2 separate regions of the Homo sapiens genome follow, and region 1 is linked to region 2. A link is a loop called in an ENCODE intact Hi-C map of the cell type or tissue named here. Cell type or tissue: B cell. All regions are shown on one strand. Links, peaks and the distances in the headings refer to the core of each region. The heading gives the core; the rest is flanking DNA. Region 1 overlaps RYBP (RING1 and YY1 binding protein). Region 2 overlaps LOC105377159 (a long non-coding RNA gene).

The links. Hi-C counts contacts between places; a loop is a spot of excess contacts. Peaks named below come from ENCODE experiments on the same cell type or tissue, not always from the same donor. Only the 100,000 strongest peaks of a DNase experiment are listed, where the experiment ranks them.
Region 1: a loop joins it to region 2, with 2.4 times the contacts of the local background. A loop is called at or near these places in 3 of 110 quality-filtered maps.

What each region holds. Positions count from the first base shown.
Region 1 is chr3:72,376,313-72,379,227 of GRCh38, forward strand. RYBP (RING1 and YY1 binding protein) reads right to left here. Exons shown (of 4, transcript NM_012234.7): 3 at 2,728-2,826; 4 at 1-2,325. The coding sequence ends at 2,073. Among named protein-coding and RNA genes, the nearest start is that of RYBP, 69 kb to the right of the region's middle. In B cell, for the core only: no CTCF peak of the experiment used is centred there; no DNase peak of the experiment used is centred there.
Region 2 is chr3:72,309,610-72,312,524 of GRCh38, forward strand. LOC105377159 (a long non-coding RNA gene) reads right to left here. Exons shown (of 3, transcript XR_940960.2): 3 at 2,743-2,888. Among named protein-coding and RNA genes, the nearest start is that of RYBP, 140 kb to the right of the region's middle. RefSeq lists enhancers at 737-1,046, 1,227-1,406. In B cell, for the core only: no CTCF peak of the experiment used is centred there; DNase peaks (open chromatin) are centred at 252 and 1,122; H3K4me3 peaks cover 1,277 bases; H3K27ac peaks cover 1,975 bases.

The DNA.
Region 1 (2,915 bases), core at 206-2,705, 67 kb after region 2:
TATTATATATTCTGATGCTTATAGAAAGCATCTGATTTCCTTTGGTTCATTAATAAATACTTTAAAAATGTATTTAAAAAGATAAGCAAAGCTTGCATCCCAGACACAAGCATTATTTTAAAAAGGGGGGAACATTGTCCATGCATTTGAGAATAGGACCACAGCAACAAATGGCACTGCTTTATAATCTATACCTTTGAGAAAAGAATTTAAATTATGGTACATTAGTGACTACAGAATAGTTTTAATGTAAATGTGAAAGGAACCTTTCCTGTTGGCTACTCAATTCAAGCTGTTAATTTTTTTATTTGTTGCCTCCACAGACAGAAATTACTGCTATTATTAAGCAAACCAGGTTTTTAACACCAAAATGTGGTGCTTCATTACAAATCAGGCTGCCCTCCCGTGAGTCCCTAAAGGTCAAATAAAGAGAGGTAACCTCAAATTCTCATGCTTGAAATGTCTCTGAAGTACTACAAACTCTGTATCTAAATGTAAAAGTCAAATAGAAGAGAGACCCCACATCCAAACAAAAGCAAAACAAAATTTTAAAAAATTATTTTAATAAGGAGAGGTGGAATCTTATTAGTGGTCTTTGATTATTTTTTTTTTTTTTTTTTTTGCAAGACAGTAAAAAGAGTGAAGAGAATGAAATAGAACAGTTTACTCAAGCTATCTTTATGTCCAGGAAGAAAAAAGATTACATGCTGCTCGCAGTAAGTACGAGCTTTCCCTGCAACTCTGGCTGCAGGCGCGCAAGCCGTTCACCACTGGAGTTCCTACCACAGCAGGGGATTGAGAAATGTCTCCAAACACTGAAAAGCTCCATGTCAGGACTGGATGTGTGGTTGATAACCTTTGTTCAGTAAAACAAATCATAGTAGGTTTTGAGAAGGAAAAAAAGAATGCTCACAACTGAATCGGTAGAGTGAAGGTTTATCAGACAAAGGGACATGAGGCAAACAAATTTTAATTACAGAAACCACCACTGCAATGTCATGTAGAAAGGAGAAACAAGGGACTAGCTTCCTGGATGGACCAAAAATACAGTTTATAGACTGTTTCAATCCTAAAACTAAGACAATTTCTAGATTTACCTCAGACATGAGTAGAGGTCTGGAAAATGGATGGAATTCAAGTTACAGAATACCATATTTTCATGAGTGCTTATGTAAGAACAGCAAATGATAACATGTAACCGTAATTTACACGAATACTTGGCATTCTGGAGCTACTTTAGTTACTTTTGAATGATCAAAGCCCTGCCCAACTAAACCACTTGTGATTTGTCAGTTATTCCATTGCAAATGCAGGCTATCTGGAGCAGTCTTTAAATTTGAGATCACATTGTTTAAAAAATATATATTTTTATATCGTCCAGTACTCTTTAGACAGATGAGAGAGTCAAGTTCCCACATGGATTGGAACATACTTCATATAAGACTGATTTTAATTAAATTTCAGCACTTTCATAGAAGGGACTGTCCCAGATCTGTAACTGTTCAATGTTGTATTCACTTCACAGTGTATCAAGCACCAGCGTTGCCATGGATTGGTTTCAAATAACCCTTTATATATAATTTTATATTTATATATATATAGTTATATCAAAACTGATAGTACATAGTATAACTGGAAGAAAGAACTAAACTTAAAAGGATATGCTGAAAGGATGGAGTTTGTGAACACAATAAATAAAAGTTCCCTCCCCCTCCCAGCCCTCCCCACCGGCAACAAAACAAAAACAAAAAACCAGTTGTAATGTACATGGAAAATTGTGCACAGCAGATTTTTTTTTTTTTATAAAAAGTAGATTCAGGAGCACATCCAATTATAAATGATTGTTAGGAAAATCATATAAAACAATGGAATACATAAAAGTGTCAAGAGTAATCGTCAGGGTGCGAAATTCCTTGGTGGCCAGATGCCCATGGCAAGCAGAAATTATCCTGGCAGCATCACTAAGAGGTCGATGTCCACAGAAGATTCTCCAGGGATGCAAGCAGCATGGGCAGGTGGAGGTTTTGAATTTCATACCCTGATTCATAGTTTTCACAATTCCATGTGCAATTTCAGAAAGATTCATCATTGACTGCTGACATGTCGCCCTTTGGCGTGGAGGAACGGGAGGAGCCCTTGTCTGTGCTCTCTGACCCCGAGCTGCTCTGGTTCTGCTGTTCTGACCCTGCACTGGAGGTCACTGTGGATGAGGATGTCGATGAGGAGCGAGTCTTTTCCTTAAAGTCTGTGATAATGACGGTGACGTTGCCCACAGTTACTGCCAACTGCTGTGCAGTGCTCCTGTCCACGTTTTTCAGCCGGGGCCTAGAAGCAACACCACAGGGGAAGAGCCAATTAAGTAAGTTATGGATCAAAAACAGCTTCTGGCAGAATATCATCAATACGCACAAGACTTCATGACACTGTGGCAATGAATCCGAACTGCCTACCACACATGCCAAAGCCGACTACAGAGTGTGCTACTCAGTTTTAGCAATAATCCAACAAGCACGGATAGCAAAGCTTGGGACCAATGTAAAATTACTATTATCTGTTTCCTGTTCTGGCCACAGTATTTAAAAAAGAGAAAAAGTCACCAGCCCCACCCATACTTAGCTCTTCACCTTCTTAGCCTACAAACCCAAGGCACAAAACCACCCTGGATTCATGATTACGATTAAGTAAATCAGAGCAGTGATTTAGTATGTCATTCTAGTTTCCAAGTACCTTGAGGTGTGATTTGTTTCGCTGGTCTTTGTTGTAGCATTTGCAGACTGTATGCTGTTTGCTTCACTAGGAGGATCTTTCAGAATGTCAGACTTTGGTCTAAATGAGGGAGATACAAAACAAACAAACAAACAAAAAAAACAGGCATTTAGAAGATATCTTGAATTCACTTGCAAAGTAATATCCTG
Region 2 (2,915 bases), core at 113-2,612:
GAACCACTGTGATAATAGCATAAAATACAAATATATATTCGTATAAACATGTATTAAGATATTGTGTTGAATGTGTACTGTAAGCCCTATATTATGCATATCCCATTGGGGAAGCTTATCAATGTGGACTGAGCCAGCTGAGGTCTCTTAAAATAAAGTCCGTATAAATTGGAGGGAAGACACCACTTCCTGAAGTAGGCAAGCCCGAGTGTCTTCCTGCCCCTAGGGACTTTCAAACTGCATTAAAAATGAGAATCATCTGTCTCAAAAATGTTTCCTTGTCAAGTTAATTGAATGGAGGAGGAGGTGGGGCAATGCCCAATCACCTCTTCCGCCTCCGTTTTAGCAAAAGCCAAAGGGCTTCTGGGAGCAACATCAGGATTTGTGTAGTGTTGGCGTCTTAAAGTCATGCTTTACTTTTTAACGATTCTTTTTAAGTTATAAAAATAATGCCGACAGCCAAGCCATGGCGGGTGGGAGGGAGGGATGGGGGTGTCCACAGGTAAAGACCAGGAAGATAGCAAAATTCAATTGAAGGCTGTCCTAGACGTTGCATGGAAGCCGCGGTTGCCTCTCACTAGCTGGTGTCCTTGGGCTAGTTACCTAATCTCTGACAGGGCTGACTTCACAAGCCTGTGTCCCAGGCAGTCACTCAGGGCCTGTGATCAGAAGGACACCTCACTTGGTTTAACAGTCTGCTGTGGTTTCAGTCTTGAAGTTCTTAATTTTTAAACCAAAGACCCCACATTTTTATTTTACACTGAATGTCCTAAATCATGCAGCCAATCCTGCTCTCTGAACTCAGTTTTTACATCTGTAAAGTGGGGGTCATGACACCCTCCCATTGCAAGACGACTGTGAGGGTTACACACTAGTCCAGGGGCTGACAGCTCTCAGCACTGCAGTTCCCTGCCCGGCCATCCCAGTGGCTGAAACAACAGTGTTTGCAGTCATTCTCAGGCCCCATCTCAGAAGGAAGTCTTTAACGACGGGCCTGAGACCATGACTCTGAGCTTCCGGAACCTTTGAAATTCTCTCTGTTTATTATTTTTGTGACTACCATCTGTTTCCTGTAGCAATGAACTCTTTAAATGAAAAGGTCTGTGGACTGAGGGGTGGAGCAGGAGGACAGCGGGGAGACTCCACCCTCCAGGGCAGCCTGGCTGGGGAGGAGAGTCCCCAGGGGAGAGTTGGCAGAGCAGAGCAAACAAGCAGCGTCCCCAGAGTGCCTGCAAGGCAGGAAGGAAGATCGCCTTCTCACGTTGCACCCTGTTCAGCTTTCCGAAGAGGGAGACAAAGGTGGAGTTGGAGCCAGTCCTCAGATTCGCGTGACTCCATGGCCCATCTTTTGCCTCCCTCTGCACGCCATGAGCTTCTGTAGTTAAAGGGCTCCTGGGGGCTGCGGCTCACCATCGCCCCACCTCCGCAGGTGGACTCTGGCAGGTTCAAGGAGGTAGAAGTGCTGAGGGACCCTGTCCTCTTGTCCTTTCTATCACTGCTACCCCAGCAGGTGTCCAGGCCCCCACCCCATCTCCACAGTTTGCAGATGGCCTGCGATGCTGAAACAGGAACATCCATGAGGGAGAAGTCGAAGGTGCCAGACAAGCACTCGGGACATGGCTGGAGGTTCCCCTCTGAGCTAGGAGGTCCCACCAGCTGTCCACAGAAAGGACCACCTTTGCAACTCCCATGTGTTGATGCTGTATGGTAACGCAGTAATAAGCTGGAGGGTGTGGAGGTGCTGACTGAGAGCCCTTGGGCATTGTTGGTGGGTGACCCAAGTCCCCTCTCCAGGAGGGGCTGGGCAGTACCTGGAAACTGAGTTTCCTCCAGCCCACATGGCCGCAGGACCTCTCTCCTTTATTGTGTCCCCTCCATCTCTCTTCCTTCCCCACCCAGAAGAAACCTTGCCATCTCCAGGCCCAGAAATTCATCTTGTTCCCAGCTCTCCTCCCCACTTCCGTCACTGATGCCCATCAGTCCTTCTCCTCCCCGCAGGCCTAAGATTTTGCAACTCCAAGGCCAAGAGCTGACATTCTCTTCTCTCCGAGTTGCTGCCTCTCCCGAGGCAATGAGAACAAAATGCACACAGCAGCCAGAATGGAGGAGGGGACGAGGGTAGAGAGAAACACCAGGAATAAAAACCTCATGCCTTCATACTTTCAGAGTCACCCGCCACCCCACTACATGCTCTTGAGGATTTATGGCAAGACCCATGATGATTTTTTTTGCTGATTTGTTTCACAAAAAAAAATTGACCTATGACTGTGGGAATGTGTCACCAAAGGAAAATAATCTCTTAGGTGACAAGATGCTGGAGGAAGGAGAGGTCCCCTTGCCTTGTGCCTCAAGACACCAAACTATCAAAGGAGGCACAGGGAGAGACCCAAAGCCCAACATTACCTGGGCTGGTACTGATTTCTTGAGGCTGAAACCAATCAAGTTTTCTCAGCCCCAGGCCCCTGTTCCTCCACGCTCTGAAGATGACCATCTGAGGCCTTTAGAAAGTCACTTTATGAGACAGTGGTCTCATAACAGTGGTCCATAGGTAGTGGTCACCACAGAGTCTATGATGAAGCCACAGGGGAATTTGTGGGAGTTTTAATGTTCAACAAGAAAGCCTACTTACAGGGAAGTTAGACGTGCTTCCATCCTTTGCTTCTTTCAATGGCAGCATTATTTAGCCAGTACGTTTTAATACCTCCGTTAATTAGCATAAAAAATATTTTGGAAATGTCCTCACCCACCTTGGGAAGGCTCCCAGCCAGGTTACAAGGGGAAGTCTTCTCTTTTCCCCTCAGTAAGCGGGAGCAGCTGCAGATAGACTAACCATCGTCTACCTTCTTGTTGGTGAGAATAACTGTCCAACCAGCAGCACGGAGGCAGTTCTGAGAATGAAGGAGCTTGCTCAATGA